2 separate regions of the Mus musculus genome follow, and region 1 is linked to region 2. The links are chromatin loops, found by intact Hi-C in ENCODE. Cell type or tissue: left cerebral cortex. All regions are shown on one strand. Each heading gives the region's core, and the rest is flanking DNA. Links, peaks and the distances in the headings are about the cores only. Region 1 has its middle 5.9 kb from the start of Slc25a12. Region 2 holds the start of Metap1d (methionyl aminopeptidase type 1D (mitochondrial)).

Region 1 (8,720 bases), core at 463-8,462, 79 kb after region 2:
AAAGGGCTTTGAAGATCTGTCCAGGTGTTTCTTTAAACCACAATCCCCTCTCCCACTCTGCTATGCTGTGTCACACACAATTAGTGACATCCTTTGACAGATCTCATAAATCCACACTGCTGTACAGTCACAGGGCTCTCAAAGAATTATCACTTTGCTGAGGAAGGCTGCATTTCTCCTTTCTGTGTATTGATTTTTTTCCTACCTCTCAGCTATTCTGTTCTTCTAGAGCTCTTGAGTTCAATTCCCAGCAACCACAGAACTCAGAGATACACCATCCTCCGTCTCTCAAGTGCTGGGATTAAAGCTGTACACCACCATGCCCAGCTTTATAGAAACCTAAAAAAAGAAAGAAGGAACTAAACTTGTTCACAGATTGTGGTGGTTTGAATGTGCTTGGCACATGGGAAGTGCTGTTAGGAGGCGTGGCCTTGTTGGAGGAAGTGCTTCAGTGTGTAGGCGGGCTTTGAAGGCTCCCAGTGCTCAAGCTCCGCTCACTATAGAAGAGTCAGCTTTCTCCCAGCTGACTTCGGAACTCACAACCATCTCTATAGGGTTAGGATGCTCTGTTCTCATGTGCAGGCACACCCTCAGACAAAGCATTCATATGCATAAACAAACATAGCCTTAAAAAAAACGTAAAAGGGCCAGGTGTATTGGTTTAATTTTAATTCCAGCACTTGAGAGGCAGAGGCAGGCAGATATCTATGAGCCTGGTTTACACAGTAAGTTCTAGGCCTGCTTGTCTCAAAAGCAAAACAAAACAAACTCTACTTGGGAAGTCTAGGGAGATGGCTCATCAGTTAAAAGACTGATGTTCTTGCAGAAAACCCACGCTCACCTCCTAGCACCCACATCTAGCGGCTCATAATCACCTGTAACTCTAACTCCAGGATTGTCATCGGGCTTCCAAGGACCCTATGCATGCACAAACGCACAGACACACATGCACATATCTTTTTAAAAAATTAAAAACCATATTCGACACAGGCTCTCACTATGCTGCTTTGATTAGTCTAGAACTCAGAGATACACCATCCTCTGTCTCTCAAGTGCTGGGATTAAAGCTGTACATCACCATGCCCAGCTTAATAGAAACCTAAAAAAACAAAGAAGGAAGACTAAACTTGTTCACAGATTGTGGTGGTTTGAATGTGCTTGGCACATGGGAAGTGCTGTTAGGAGGCGTGGCCTTGTTGGAGGAAGTGCTTCATTGTGTAGGCGGGCTTTGAAGGCTCCCAGTGCTCAAGCTCCGCCCACTATAGAAGAGTCAGCTTTCTCCCAGCTGACTTCGGAACTCTCAGTTTCTCCAGCACCGAGTCTGCTTAGATGTTGCCATGCTTCATGACAATGGACAGAACCTCCGAACCTGTGAGGCAGCCCCACTTAAATGTTCCTTATACAACTTGCCTTGGTTATGGTGTCTCTTTACAACAACCCCCCCCCCCTCGCTAATCTAAGACTCAGATAACGCTGCGCTGAAAGGTTAGGACGAGGACTTCCACGTGGGTAATAAGTCACAGTCTGCACCATGTGCTCAGACTTCTGACTTCCTGCCTTACTTTCACTTGCAGTGACAACAGAGCAGGACAGAGCAAGCGACTAGAGCCGGTTCTCTGGAGCATCTTTTTCAAGCATCTAGAGTGAGGAATAAAACTCAGAACTCTGTGACTTCAGGATGTACCACAGTTTGAGCCTGCTTGAAAGAGAAGCAGGTAGTATTAGACGCGGTCTCAAAATGCAGGCAATAACTGGTTTGAGCATAATTGTATGAGTTGAGATGTATCGCCAGATCACAGGCATGCCATGGGACATTTGGTGGAGGGTTTGTCCCCACCCTTAGATCATTTTCATGTACATTTCTTATACGGTGCCATTGCCCTAAGATGGAATCATATTGTCAGGACAACTAGAAACAAAATATGGAGAGAGCAGCTTTGACTGAGACCTTAAATTCCAGTTAAGTTTGTCCTTTGTTCTCAGCTTGCCTTCTTTCTGATTAAAAGAACATTAACCACTCCACAGACCTATCCACTTCTTTCCCTTAACCTGCAGGTGCAACTACTGCTCTTCACCTGCTTCACACTGCTTCTCCAGAGCATTCTAATGTCAATGCTCTTGCTATGATTCTGATCAGTACAATTTGTTCTCTTCCTCTTCTTCCTCTTCTTTTTTCTTCTTCTCCTCCTTCTCCTCCTCCTCCTCCCCCCCCTCCCCCTCCTTCCCCTTCCCTCTCCCTCTGTGTGTGTGTTTTGAAGTCCCACTGCCCCAGACTCTGGCCTTGGCCTTAAACTCATAATCTTTTTGGTTCGATGTCCAAAAAGGTAAGATTACAGGCACATGCTGTGCACCCTGCTTAATAGGGATTATATTATTGTTCCAACATTTTGTTTGTTTGTTTGTTTGTTTGCTTAGACAGGATCTCAGGGTTCCCAGGCCAACCTTGAACTCCTGACCCTCCTGTTCCTACCTCCCAACTACTGGGATTACAGGCATACACCACAACACTGGACTCATTCACTTTTCCAGTGTCATACTTAAGAAAGAGTTTCTGGTCCTGTGAGATGTCTCAGCAGATAAAGGGGCTTGTGGCCAAACTCAACAACCTGAGTTGGATCCCTAGGATTCATGTGGTGGAAGCAGACAACTCCTGCGGGGTGTCCTCTAACTTCTACATAAACTTACACACACACACACTCACACACACAAGTAATTTTTTAAGAAAGAATTCTTTGTGACATATTTATTCCTACTTCCTTTTCTCAAAGTTTGCCCCACTGCCCATGTGTGGAATGTGTGTGTGTGTACACGTACACAGGTTGGTCTTTTTATCAATTTGACACAAATTAAAGATACCTGGGAAGATGGCCCCTCAATTAAGGATTTGTTTCCATTAGATTGGCATGTCTTAGGCATTTTCTTCATTGTTAATTGATAGAGGAAGGCCCTGCCCACTGTGGGTGGTGCCACCTAGGCAAGTGTTTCTGGATTGTATGAGAAAGATAGCTGACCGGGAGTATGAATGCGAGCCAGTAAGCAGGAGTTCTCTGTGTTTTCTGTGTCATTGCACTTATCTCTCAACAGAGAAGCAAACTTAAACACCACCTCTCTTTCTGGTAAACTTTGGGGTTTCTCAGTACAAGCCTGCCTCCCCTTTAGGAAACTTCTTACTCAAAGGAGTTGGTTTCATCTTATCGTCTTTCTCCTGGCTGAGCAATCCAAGGTCACCATGCCCCTTTGCAGAATCTTGCCTGAGTTTCTTTTTCTAGAATTACACCCTGGGTACAATCCAACAGGAGAGCTCCAATTTAGGCTTCAGACAACACGCCTGGTTCCTCCCGAGGTTATGCAAGTAAGATTCTACAAGCTCGTTTCAGTTTTCCTGTGGGTCATGATTAGACTAAACACATACAGCTACCCAAACATTCCCGATGCCCAGCAGCAATTATTGTCTGAATCTGTGGGAAGGAAAACACCTCCCCTATGCAATATAATCTTCACAGATTTCCCCTGCCCACAAGGGGCTGTGTGGCTTGCCAGGTAGTTAACAGTTTTATTTCCCTCCCCTCCAGCAGAGCAAGAGATCTGTCAGTGGTTAAGAAATAGATCTGGGAGCTGAAGACTATAGTCTGTGGTTAAGAGCACACACTACTCTTGCAGAGGACCTGAGTTCGCTTCCTAGCACCCACATTAAGCAGTTCACAACTTCTAATTCCAGCTCTAGGGACCTCAGGGACCTCTTCTGGACTCAGAGGACAGCTGTATGCACACATGTACATACCCCCACACATATATACATAATTAAGTAATAAGGAATAAATATGTAAAAATAAAGAAATAGGTCTCATTAGCATTTCCAGCTGAGTAGCAGGAGTATGTTATGGCTGGTCATATACAGACTTGATACAATTTCCTGATGCTATTATGGAATTTTTCAGAAAGTTGGAAAAGTGGAACAAGTATTTCAGTAAACTTCTATTTTCCCTTTCTCTCTCTCTTTCTCCCTTTCTCCTCATTCATAAATATTCCTCGTGTCTTTGATACATTTCAAAATAAATTTAAGCCAGATGGAGTGGTGTATGCCTTCAATCCCATCACTTGGGAGGTAGAAGCAGATGGGTTGCTGTGAGTTTGGGGCCAGCCTGGTCTACATAGTGTGTTCCACGTCAGCCAAGGCAATATAATGAGACCCTATCTCAATAAATAAATGTAAGACACAACACTTCATAGCATTGCTATGTTATAATTTAATATTTGTTCAACTCTTTTCTCTTGAAAACTTTATGCACATTGTAACGATGTGTATAAGGCTTAAGTACATATTCTATGAGCTTTGACAAATGTACCTAAACCCTAGCATAAATAGTAGACTGCTGTCATCATTTCAGATACATCCTTTATGCCTTTTACCTGTCAAGCCTTCTTTGCTGGAAATCACAGTTCTGAATCACTTTCCCTCCATACTTTAGTTCTGATTGTCTTAGCGCCTTAAATAAATGACATTATCTGGTGTTAGCTCTTATGTTCGCTGTGATTCCATGTAAAGCATTTACCACCACCTGACACAATGGTTTATCCTCATACATGTTGTCATGTGTATCAAAAACCTGCTTCCCTTTACAATTTTTAGAATAATCTTCCATTCTGCAAATGTACCATACTTGGACATTTGGGCTATTCCAGTTGTGAGTGATTATGAACATTCTTATTTATTTATTTATTTATTTATTTATTGGATGTAGATACACTGTAGCTGTCTTCAGACATACCAGAAGAGGGCATCAGATCCCTATTACAGATGGTTGTGAGCCACCATGTGGTTGCTGGAAATTGAACTCAGGACCTCTGGAAGAGCAGTCAGTGCTCTTAACCGCTGAGCCATCTCTCCAGCCCAATTATGAACATTCTTGTACAGCTGTTTTTATTTTTAATTTTTTTAAAGATGTATTTATTTTATGTATGTTGAGTACATAAATGAGTTGCTCTCTTAAGACACACCAGAAGAGGGCATCAGAACCCATTACAGATAGTTGTGAGTCACCATGTGGTTGCTGGGAATCGAACTCAGGATCTCTGGAAGAACAGTCAGTGCTCTTAACCACTGAGCCATCTCTCCAGCCCTTTTGTTCAGGGTTTTAATTAATTAATTAATTAATTAATTAATTTTTGAGATAGGATCTCATTTCACAGCTCATGCTGTCTTTGGATTTATTATACAGCCCACAATGGCCTTAAAATTATAGTCTTCCTGGTCCAGACTTCAAAGTGCTGGGATTAGTCATGCATGAACCACCATCCCTGGCAGGCACAGGACATATATTTTTATTTTTATTGATTAAATAGAGAGAGATAAAATTAGCAAATCATAGGCTAGGTGCATGTTTAGTTGTGTTTTGTGATTTTGTTTTTGTTTTTTTTTTAAATCATTTTTTAAAGACTTATTTATTTATTATTATATGTAAGTACACTGTAGCTGTCTTCAGACATACCAGATGAGGGAGTCAGGTCTCATTACGGATGGTTGTGAGCCACCATGTGGTTGCTAGAATTTGAACTCGAGACCTTTGGAAGAGCAGTCGGAGCTCTTAACCACTGAGTCATCTCTCCAGCCCCGAGTTTTTGGTTTTTCAAGACAGGTTTTCTCTGTGTAGCTTTGGCTGTCCTAGAATTCACTCTATATACCACACTAACCTCAAACTCACCAAGATCCTCCTGCCTCTGCCTCCCAAGTGCTGGGATTGAAGGTGTGCTTTTAAGATTTTATTATTTCTTTTTGTGGGTTTTTTTGGGTTTTTTTGCCTATATATATGTCTGTGTGCCATGTACATGACTGGTATGTAGGGGGTCCAGAAAAGGGTGTTGGATCCTCTAGAATGGAAGTTACAGGTGGCTATGCACTACTCCATGCGTGCTGGAAATCCAATGCAGGCTCTGTGCAAGAGCAGCGGGTGCTCCTAATCACTGAGTCATCTCTCTGGCCCACACACAATTTTTAAAATGAGACTTTCTCTTTAGTTTGGATCAGTTCCAAACCATCTTCTACATTGGTCTCTTGGAAGAAGAGAGTAAAAACAGCATCGGAGTAAATTCGGAGGAGTAGGAGGGGCAGGCGGCAGAAGGATTTGGCAGGATGTTTGTTCTATCAGCTAGGCAGTTTCTTTCCTTACACTGAGAACATTTACCCCACTGCTTTCATCCCTAATCCAGACCCTAGCACCTGCTAACCCAGCACTCTGTCACAGCAACATCCTAGCCCTACCCCATTATTACCTTAAGCTGCTTTCCCATTTGACACCTGATGAAAGGTTTTAAAAAAAAAAACTTCAGTTTTAAATTGTAGTGTGTGTGTGTGTGTGTGTGTGTGAGAGAGAGAGAGAGAGAGAGAGAGAGAGAGAGAGAGCGAGCGCTAAATGCCCGAGTGGTGCATCAGGCCCCTTGGCGTTAAGAGTTACAGGCAATTATGAGCATAGGCTGTGGGTTCTGATAACAGAAGACCAGGGTTCTGCAAGTGCAGCAAAGACGAGCTCCTGGGTCATCTCACCAGCTCTTTAAACTTCATTGTGACTGGAGGGATGGCTCAGTAGGTAAGAACACTTGCTGCTCTTCTAGAGGACCTGAGTTCAGTTCCAGCAAACATGTTGGGTGTTTAACAGCTCCCTGTAACTCCAATTTCAGAGGTTCGATGTGTACTTCTGGCCTCCTCAGACCCCGTGTGTGTGTGTGTTACACACACAAAAATTTTAAAATCTATATAATATTTATGACTTAAAAGAAAAACTTCTAGCAGCGTGGCAGTGGCACATGCCTTTAATCCTAACACTCAAGAGACAGAAGCAGGCAAATCTCTGAGTTTGAAGCCAGGCTAGTCTATAGAGGGAGTTCCTGGATAGCCAGGGCTACATCAAAATAAAATAAAATAAAATAAAATAAAATAAAATATAAATAGAAAGAAAAGAAATACTTGTAAGTCACTGTAATTGGGACAGGAGAAATAGCTCTGCAGTTAAGAGGATTCGTTTCTCTAGCTGAGGACCCAGGTTGGTTTCTCACAACCACGTTGCTGCTCACGACTGCCTGTAACTCCAGTTCTAGGGAATCTCTTGCCCTCTTCTGATCTCTATAGGTTTCTGGATGGATGTGGTGCACACACACTCCCTACAGGGCTGCTACATGCAGTTTAGGAGGGGTACTAGACAGGACATAAGACACAGTTGATGCCTTCCACAGAACTGCTATGACCTGTCAAATAGAAGAGTGGGTACAGTTACAATGTGATTATTTGTATATTTTGGGAATAGGACCAGAAGTGGGATCTAGATTATACATATACATTTTTAGTTATGTATATACATTTTTAGTTGCATATATAAAATTTAACATCTCTAGGAATCTTTGTACTGGTTTCTAAATGATTCTACTAGATAAGAATGTCCTCACCTCTATACCCTTGCTGGTACTTGGTAGCATTTTTTTTCTTTTCTTGATAACAGTCTTGGGGCGGGGGGGTTGGGAGTGACAGGTCACAGTATTTGCTCTTTCTCTGGTGATAAACAATCTTGAGCTTCTTTTTTGGATACCTATTGGCCATTTTTGTTTTGTTTTGTTTTGTTTCTTTTGAGACAGGGTTTCTCTGTGTATCCCTGGCTGTCCTGGAACTCACTTTGTAGACCAGGCTGGCCTCGAACTCAGAAATCTGCCTGCCTCTGCCTCCCGAGTGCTGGGATTAAAGGCGTGTGCCACCACCACCCGACGCCTTGACCATTTTTTTATATCATTTTTAGAGCAATTGTCTCTTCAAATCTTTCATTCACTGATTAGAGGATATTTACTACTGTGTTGTATAAGTTTTCTCAATATGACTCTCGGATGTTAATAATTTAAAAATATTTTTCCCAACCTGTAGGCTGCCCTCTTCATTTTGTTCTTCACTTTGCTGCACAGAAGCACTTTAGTTTGATGCAGTCTCACTTGTGACCCGAGCTTTGGCTTTGGTGTGATTGTTACTACCTGAGGCAGTGTCAGAGAGCTCCCCGTTCCATGCGTTTCCTTCTGGGAGTTTTATGGCTGTAGATCTTATGTTTCCCCTTTAAAAATACATTTTGAGGGAAGTTTTTGTGCATGGCAAAAGATAAAGGCCCAGCAGTCACTCACATATGGGAACCTGGTTTTCCATCACTATTTACGCCCCCCCCCCCCCTTTTTTAATTTAAAGGAGCATGTCTCACTTAAGAAAGAAAATAAGGGCTGGAGAGATGGCTCAGTGGCTAAGAGCACTGACTGCTCTTCCAGAGGTCCTGAGTTCAATTAGCAACAACATTATGGCTCACAACCATCTGTAATGGGATCCAATCCCCTTATCTGGTATGTGTGGAGACAGCTACTTTACTCATATACATAAAATAAATAAATAAAATCTTAAAAAGAAAGAAAGAAAGAAAATAGTAGTTGGATGTAGTTATGCTCCCCTTAATCCCAACACTCTGGATAGAGAGGCAAGGTGGGTCTCTGTGAGTTTGAGGGTACCCTGGCCCACAGAGCAAGTTCCAGGACAGCCAGGGCTACACAGAGAAACCCTGTCTCAAAACAAATAAACAAAAGGCAACCAACTAAACAATAACCAAAAAAAAAAAAAAAAAAAAAAAACCAAATATGGTTGAGGTCCTGGGTAAACACAATCGCTAAATGTCTGGCTTTTACTGGGCTCTGATATTTTCAAATAG
Region 2 (8,720 bases), core at 561-8,560:
ACTTTCTAGACCAGACTGGCTTGGAACTCACAGAGATTCACCCGACTCAGAATATTGTTTTTGAGACAATGTCTCATTCTGTAACCCCAGGCTAGCCTAGAACTCACTATGTAGTCCATCTCCCTGCCTCCCAAGAGCTAGGATTAAAGGCCTGTGCCACCACCGCTTGGTGCAACAAGATTTCTTAAACGGATTTCTATACAAAGTAAACACTGAAAGAGAAAGAAGAAATGAGGGTGATACAAAGCAACGTGACTTGTGATGGAAGTGACTGTACTGGCTAGTTTTATGTAACCCTGACATGTGCTACCACCTTTTGAGACAGGGGAACCTCAGTTGAAAAAAATATCTCCATATTATCAAGCTAAAGCCAATCTTGTAAGGCATTTCTTAATTAGTGACTGATGGGGGAGGTCCCAGCCCATTGTGGGTGGGGCACCGCTGGGCCAGTCAGTAGTCCTGGGTTCTATAAGAAAGAAGGCCGAGCAAGCCACAGGGAGCAAACCAGTAAACACCACCCCACCACGGCCTCTGCATCAGCTCCTGTCTCCAGGTCCTGCCCTGTTTGCATTTCTGCCCAGACTTCCTTTGATGATGAACAAGGCTGTGAAGGCATAAGTAAGTCAAATAAATCACAGTGAGTTATAGTTCTCTATTTGTCTACAATGCATGAGCTCTCAGATCCTAACAACCCTCTTCTATCACACAGCATAGCAACCAGGCAATGCAGAGGACAGTGAGCCTTTAAGAGAAAACAAATTTAATCACCTCCCAGATTTCTGCTCCGTAAAACCTCCCCAGATGTGGCATTGGAAAGTGAGCCCGTGCACCAGCTGACTGCTTGGCTAAGTCAGAGAACAGAGGTTTGATCTGCAAGCAGCTGGAAAAGAACACAACACTCCACAGAATCTATCAGGCTAAGCTGCTGCAGGCTGCAAGCTGAACTGATTCCAGGGTTTGCAGGGCTGGTACAAGTAGGAGCTCCAGTTCACGTCCAGAGCCAACACACTTCCCTGAGCGAACCTCACCAAGCCTCCCCGACAGCATGCAACTGAGATCCCAGAAAGTCTAGGCTTAGGAGTTAAGAATCATGCCTGTTAACAGAGCAAGAGAGGACAAATCCCATCTAGCTGGCTGCTAGTCTTTGTAAATGAAGTTTTATTAGAACACAGCTATGTTCACTTGTACTTGGCAGAGTTGTGTAATTGTAACAGAGAATATTGCTCACAAAAGTCTAAGATACTATCTGACCTTTACTGAGTTCTACATTGGAGTAAGACCTCTGGTATTTCCCCTAAAAATAAAGGCACCCCCCCAAAAAAAAATCTGTTCTAACAAAGATAACACCAAGTGTGGGAGAACCAAACTACCTGCCTAATACTCAACATATTTTAAAGAAAAAAAATCAACATAATCTCCAAAAGATACCAGTCATTGTGTTACATATATAATTATGTTACATGAGCTGTGAAGCAGGAAAGTGTAGCCAATCAATTATCACCACCATCATCACCACCATCATCAAATAAGACAGACTGTGGGGAAACTCTGATTTCAAGTGTTTAAAATAGCCGTTACGGGGCTAGAGAGATGGTTCCGTGGTTAAAAGCACTTACTGCTCTTCCAGAGGATCTGGCCAGTTGGATTCTCATAACCTGTATCTTATGGCTCACAACTGCCTATAATTTCAGTTCCAGGGGATATGACTCCCTCTGGCCTCCTCAGGTACCTGCACATATGTGGTGCACGTAAACTCAAGATGGATTACATGCATGCACATAAATAAAAAATAAATCTTTTTTTAAAAAGTTGTTATGTTTACTGGGTGTGGCAGCACATGCTTGGAAATGGCAGAAGGACCAGGAATTCAAGCCCGCCCTACACAAGACCCTGTCTCATAAAATAAAATGTAACAATTGTTACAAGAGCATGACTGGGAAATCTGAACAGAGAAACTGACAGAGAAATGCCCAGTATGACGGGTGGTTTACACCACTAATCTCAACACACGGTGGTAGAGGCGGAAGGACCAGGAGTTCAAGGCTACAGGAGATTCTGTCTTAAAACAAATAAATAGCTAAATAGAAATTCTAAAAATAAGTACAATATACAAGACAATGAGTAGGATTCTCAGTCTTTCTGTCTTTCTTTTCTTCCTTCTTTGTTCCTTCCTTCCTTCCTTTTTTTCTTTCTTTCTCCTCTTATGGAGCAGGGGAACCCCAAACCAAGGCTTATGGGTGCTAACCACTGAGCTATACTCCCTAGGCACAGTTTTCAGAGATACATAGGCAAAAGAATCTACAAATAAAGTGATATACCTAGGACATCCTTTAAAATAATACCATCGTGGGAGGCACTGTGGCTGGGGTGGAGAAGTGAGTGTCTCTACACACATGATTTGTGAGCAGACAATGTGTATGCAGAGTTTGCCGCTCTGTTGTGTGTTTGAAATTTCTCCTATGAAGAACATTTCAAAGGCTAAAAAAAGAAAATCTAATCTTCACATGAACAAGTTGTATTAAATGTACAAGATCATTCAAGTGATGAGAAGTTCTGGGTACACACAGAATGACCAGAGTCATCTTTGCCAAAAACCTCTAAGATATGTAGCACTATATTTTGAGTGCTTTGGAAAATATGGGCATTTCATAAAAACTGAATATTTTATTTCACAAAGCCGTGAATCGTGTATGTCATTCTCTGTATGTATTATATTAGATACACATATACACACAAATATAACTACACAAATATATGAGTATCTGATTTCACAAAGGGGGGGCTGTATTGAGCTAAACTGGGCTGGTGAGATGGTTCAGTGGGTAAAGCCTGAACCAAGCCTCATGGTCTGAAAAACAGATAATGGGAGAACTCCCACAAGTTCTCCTATGACCCTGTGACCTTTGTATGCACACCTTGGCACCTGTTTGAGCATACACCAGACAAACAAATATATGTAATTTTAATGTCCTACAACTTGCTTTTTCCAAATATTCCAAATAATATATTTTTGTGGACACCATTCCATGTCAACGTCAAACTTTTTTACACACCCTTAGATACACACAAATAAGTTGGTATCTGACTTCACAAAAGGGGATTGTATTAAGTTAAGCTGGACTGGTGAGATGGCTCGGAAGGTATATAATACGTGCTGAGTATTGCTCTGAAAATATTTACCTCCTAAAACCGTTCCTATGTGCCTGGCACTTAAATTGTATCTAAAGTCGTTGGTGTTCCTTTTTTTTTTTTTCGTCCTTCTTGAACCTATTTTTGAGTTCTTGCTAGCAAAGAATCCGAACCTAGTACTAATTCAACAACGATTCGCCGGAAACGCATCTGTTTGGAATGCCCCTGACATCGTTAGCTCTCCTAAGTCATCATGACTGTCATCACCTTTTACAAGTTTCTCAAAAAGGCATGCCAATCCAACAGCTCTAAACCGAGTGTTCCGGCGCATTTCACCGTCGTCGCTGGTAGATACGTCTGCAACACTAACCACACAAGTAAAGAGAGGGAAGAAAACTTCAGGTAACGACCCACAAATCTCAAGAACTAAGCACTCAAGCAACATGGTAAGAAGAGGACAAACGTGTGTCTGTTTCTGCAGCGTGCCAACGTGTATGGTATACGCGGGTCCGACTGAAAGTACGCACGTGCGTACCAAGCCCACGCGCGGACGTGTCTCTGGGCGCGTAGCCCTGGAGCGGTCGTATGCCGATCGCTTACCTCCACGGACGAGCAGGGGGACGCCGATGGGCGCCGCCATGTTGGCTCCGGTCACGTGGCCAAGAGAGCCTCGCAGCTCCGCCCACTGGAGTAGCCGCGCTCTCAAAGCCCAGAAGCGCTGAAGCAGTGGGAGGCGAGTGCGCGCGCGCGCGTGAGCTGGCTTGCAGGAGCCCGGGCTAGCGAGTGCCTCTGGTGTCGAGGCCAGCAGCTCCGTCTGCGGCCAGCTCGCTTCCACCAGGAGAGGCTGGCTCCGGCCGCAGTTCTCTCTCTGAGCTTCCAGACCCATCAGGGATGGAAGAAAGTCGTCATGTAAGTGTAGCCTCCAGTATTTATAGAATCACCATTTTGGTGCATGGATACGTGAAGTTGGGCGAGAGGAAAAAAAAAACAAACAAACAAACACAATTTAGTGTGCAACAAAGCACTTTCATCGCCTTTCATTCGGTTACAAATCATTTCCAGGCAACTAGTTGAAAAAGTTGGATCAGTTTGATCAGCTTCCCTTTGCAATGTTAGAATATTAATTACTCAGCAGAGACTCCAGAATAGAATAGTTGGGACACCTATGTGGCCCTGTGGGTATCTTCACAGGATTTCTCCTTCCCTGATGACACTTCCTGCTTGGCAGTATTAACTGCTGTTATCCCTAAATTAGATATTTAAAGAATGACGCATGTCAGCTTGCATAGCCCCTATGTCAAGGCAAGTGAGGCAGCCGCTGTACCTTCGATGATACTGTTGCCCGATTTCACCAGGTTCTGTGCCTCTTGCCCTTGTTTTGCGGTGGAGTCCAGACGCTCATGGACCAGGTGTTATCCATCTTGGTAGCTTCCTGTGCTCAACACAGACCATGATACCCCAAGATGTGTATGGTGAAAGAACCCAAACTGTAGTGTAGCAGTTTCTGGACTTTGAATGCAGTCGAGATCGATAAGGATTCCTTGTGAATATGTGGATGTCTTCTCATTGATTTTAAAGAATCCACATGCGGGCTGGAGAGATGGCTCGGCGGTTAAGAACACTTAGGACTCTTCCTGAGTTCAATTCCCAGCAACCACATGGTGGCTCACAACCATCTTTAATAGAACCTGATGCCCTCCTCTTGTGTGTCTGAAGATAGCTACACTGTACTACATATATAAAATAAAAAATAAAAGAGTCCACATGCTCAACTGGCACACCTTTAACCTCAGGAGGCAGAGTTCAACTCATCACAAACCTCAAATCGGAGAACACTTAATCCAAGGGTATTCTTTTTGTTTGAGAATATCATACACACATAGAATGTGTTTTTGTCTAATACACTCCCAGCACCACCACGCGCCCCCATCCTTCTCCTCCAACTCCTGCTCATCCCTTCCACCACATTTCCCTTTCAACTTCATGTGCTTTTATTTTAACACACTGAGTCCATCTACTGCCAGTATGCACATGAATGTAGGGCCATCTACTGGAGCACGGGGATCCTTTCAGGGGCAGAAACCCTGGAGAAAACTGACCACCCTCATCCCCTCAGTAGCTCTGTCAATTGTCAGCTATGAATGGGACTTTGTGTCCTTGTCCCAATCTATGTTGAGATCTCGGCTAGCTAGGTCTTGTGCGTGTAGTGACAGCCATTATGAATCCATGTGTGCCTTGGTCCTGTTTCATCCAGAAAACACTTCCACAGAGGTCACCCTGTACCTCTGGCCCTTAGAATCTTTTCATAGCTCCCCTCTTAGGAGATCATCCCCTGAACCTTGGAGTTAGGGAATGTGTGTGTGTGTGTGTGTGTGTGTGTGTGTGTGTATGTGTGTATGTGTGTGTGTGTGTGTGTGTGTGTGTATGTGTGTATGTGTGTGTGTGTTTGTGTGTGTGTGTGTATGTGTGTGTGTGTGTGTGTGTGTGTGTGTGAGAGAGAGAGAGAGAGAGAGAGAGAGACAGACAGACAGACAGACAGAGAGACAGAGAGAGGGTATAGATAGAGATAGATAAAGAGATAGATATTGATCTAGATAGAGATATATCTCCCATTTAGGGATGAGCACAGTCTATTAATCTTGCACATTGGCCAGTTGTCAGTCTTTATATTAATCTCCATCTACTTCAAAAAGAAGTTTCTCTCAGGAAGATTAAGAAACACACAGATGTATGGGTATAAAGATAAGACCTTAGGGTGCAGCTCAATACCATGTCCATTTAGGAGAGTCAACATGGTGGTTCACCACCTCCATGGGTACTAGGAACACAGTTGGTACATAGACACTGGAAAGTGACATAAAAGGACACATGACATTGACTTCTGGAATGCATACACATGCTTGTGCTTATGTGCATATATACACTGTTCACATAAAAGACTTGCTGGGTGCCAGGTGTGGTGGCACATGCCTTTAATCCCAGTACTCAGGAGGCAGAGGCAGGAGTATTTCTGAATTCGAGGCCAGCCTGGTCTACAGAGTGAGTTCCAGGACAGCCAGGGCTACACAGAGAAACCCTGTCTCAAAAGCAAAAAAAAAAAAAAAAAAAAAAAAGACTTGCAGGGCATGGTGGTGTACACCTTTAATCCTACTTGGGAGGCAGAGGCAGACAGACCTCTGTGTGCTCAAGGTTACCTGATCTACAATAGTTAGTTACAGGCCATCCAAAGGGCACACAATGAGATCCTGTCTAAAACAAAACAGAACAAAACAAAACAACATGACTTGTCTATGATTACTTGTCTAAAATAAATTTCTCCTTGCATGTTCTTGAAAAACTTAACAGTCTACCCTTTCTCTTTACTTAATATTAAAGATTGCACCCTTGCTTTGACACCACATATACCAAAATTAGAAACATATGAAGAAGATTAGCACTGCCTCTGTGCACAGGACATGCAAATTCATGGAGCATTCTATATTTGTCGTTGAGGGGTGGGGAAAAGAACCTGCTCAAAACATTGTATGAAAACTTTAAACCAAAAGGAAAGATTACTAATAAATAGATACAGAAATACATAAGTAAAGACTTTATGCCACACATAATTTGTTATAAATTTGTACTTTTAAGTTTTAAATGCACTAGGGATTATGAGATAAAATAATCTTTGGACACAACTTAAAATGTTATATACTTTCTAGGATTACCCATAATGCAAGATTTTTTTTTAAATCTAGTCTGTTATATTTGTTATATTTCAGTTGCTGTTATAAAATATCATGACCAAGGAAATTTATAGATGAAACTTATTGATGAAAGAGTTTTGGGAGTAGTAGCGCACGCCTTTAATCCCAGTACTTGGAAAGCAGAGGCAGGTGGATTTCTGAGTTCAAGGCCAGCCTGGTCTACAGAGTGAGTTCCCAGGACAGCCAGAGCTATACAGAGAAACTCTGTCTCGAACACATTCCCTGCCACCCCCCAACACACACATCCCCAAAATAGTTTTTTTGGGTTTTAGTTCCAGGGGAATGTTTTAGTCCCTCATGGTGGGGAAGCTTGGCTGTGAACCAGCAGGCAGAGCAGCAGGCAGAGTGGCTAGGGTGTAGTGGAGAAAGTGAACCTGGAAGTAGGGTTCGGCCACTTAATCTCAAAGCCCACCCTCAGTACTTCCTCCAGCAAGGCTAGCACCAAAACCTCCCCAAGAGCGCCACCAACTGGGAATCAAAGTTCAACCACACAAGCCCATGGGACACATTTCTCACTCAAATCAGCACAGGGGCAAATGCATTTGTCCCAGTTGTTTTTTTCTGTTAATTAGACCCAAGCTAGAGACCTGGGAAAAGGAGTCTCAACTGAGAAAACACCTCCATCATATTCCTTGTAGGTAAGTCTGTGGGGACATTTTCTTGATTAATGATTGATGTGGAGTGGATGATACTGTGGGTTGGTAGTCTTGGTGCTATAAGGAAGCAGACTGAGCAAGCCATGGGGAGCAAGCCAGTAAGCAGTACCCCTCCATGATTTTTGCTCCAATTCCCGCCTACAGGTCCTTGTCCCCCAGTTCCTGCCCTGATTTCCTCTGGTGATGGACTACAACTGTAAGCTGAAATAGACCCTTCCCTCCCTAAGTTGCTTTTGGTTATGGTTTTTTATCACAGCAATGGAAAGCAAACTAGGAAAGATTTATAGAAACATTTGTCATATATGGACATTGTAAAGCTAACTGAACTAAGGCCCTGTGAACTAATAATGGCTACCAACTTGGTTCCCTGGTCAATTAGGGGAAGTTGGTGGCTAGGAACCTGCTCAGCTTCCTACAGCTCAATGTCTAACCTAGAGTCACTCTCTCTTCCTGACCTGCCCCTCAGCTTTGCCCTCTGAATCTCCCCCCGAAAACTTAGCTTTCTGATTTGATTTCAGGTTAATTTCTTAACCTTTTACTCTGTGGCTTGAGAAGAACATTTCCAATCCTACCCTTTAATTTGTCCAATTTTCGGATAAGGAAATGCTTTATTTATTTACATGTTTTAAGCCAAATGAGCAGTTCTTTCCATGAACTAGGAGTGCTGGCTGCATAAACATAACCTTTGTGCATTACAGAGGCCGGTCTTAGTACTGGCTGAACCCCTTAAAAGTTAAGGTTCAGCAATAAACAATTATATGTTTGGGCAGGTGGTCTCTGGGGCACTCTTTTTAACAAACTTGTTGGAGGAATGTCATGTGTCCATTACCAGCTATTTGAGACCATCATGTCTATGTCACTGGGTCATCTAGGAGAAATTCTGGAGAGAATAGGTACACTCTCCACATTTCATAAAGAAAGCCATGCCGTGCGTGAGGCAGCTGTGAGAGGGGTTTCTCTTTGTTATTTGTGCTCGTCCTCCAGGACCAAGATGGGTGCCAGGACAAGAGAGGAGTTGTAGTGACCCACCTACCCTCCTTAGTTTCCACGACATTGTCTCAGTCTTAGAATTTCTGTGCAAATGACGCCCCAGGCACTGCTTCTACTTGAGCACCCACCTCCCCTACAATGGAGCTCATAGAGTTTCAGAATCTAGACAGTTATAGACAGGAGATCAGCAGACAGCGTG

What was found. Peaks named below come from ENCODE experiments on the same cell type or tissue, not always from the same donor. Only the 100,000 strongest peaks of a DNase experiment are listed, where the experiment ranks them.
Region 1: it touches region 2 in a loop (2.5-fold over the local background); 5 of 42 quality-filtered maps call a loop at or near these places.

What each region holds. Positions count from the first base shown.
Region 1 is chr2:71,369,310-71,378,029 of GRCm38, reverse strand. No RefSeq gene overlaps it. Among named protein-coding and RNA genes, the nearest start is that of Slc25a12, 5.9 kb to the right of the region's middle. In left cerebral cortex, for the core only: a CTCF peak has its summit at 4,772 (motif pointing right); a DNase peak (open chromatin) is centred at 6,033.
Region 2 is chr2:71,448,408-71,457,127 of GRCm38, reverse strand. Metap1d (methionyl aminopeptidase type 1D (mitochondrial)) reads right to left here and starts at 3,790. Exons shown (of 10, transcript NM_025633.3): 1 at 3,730-3,790. The coding sequence starts at 3,769. In left cerebral cortex, for the core only: a CTCF peak has its summit at 3,908; DNase peaks (open chromatin) are centred at 3,814 and 4,438; H3K4me3 peaks cover 1,246 bases; H3K27ac peaks cover 750 bases.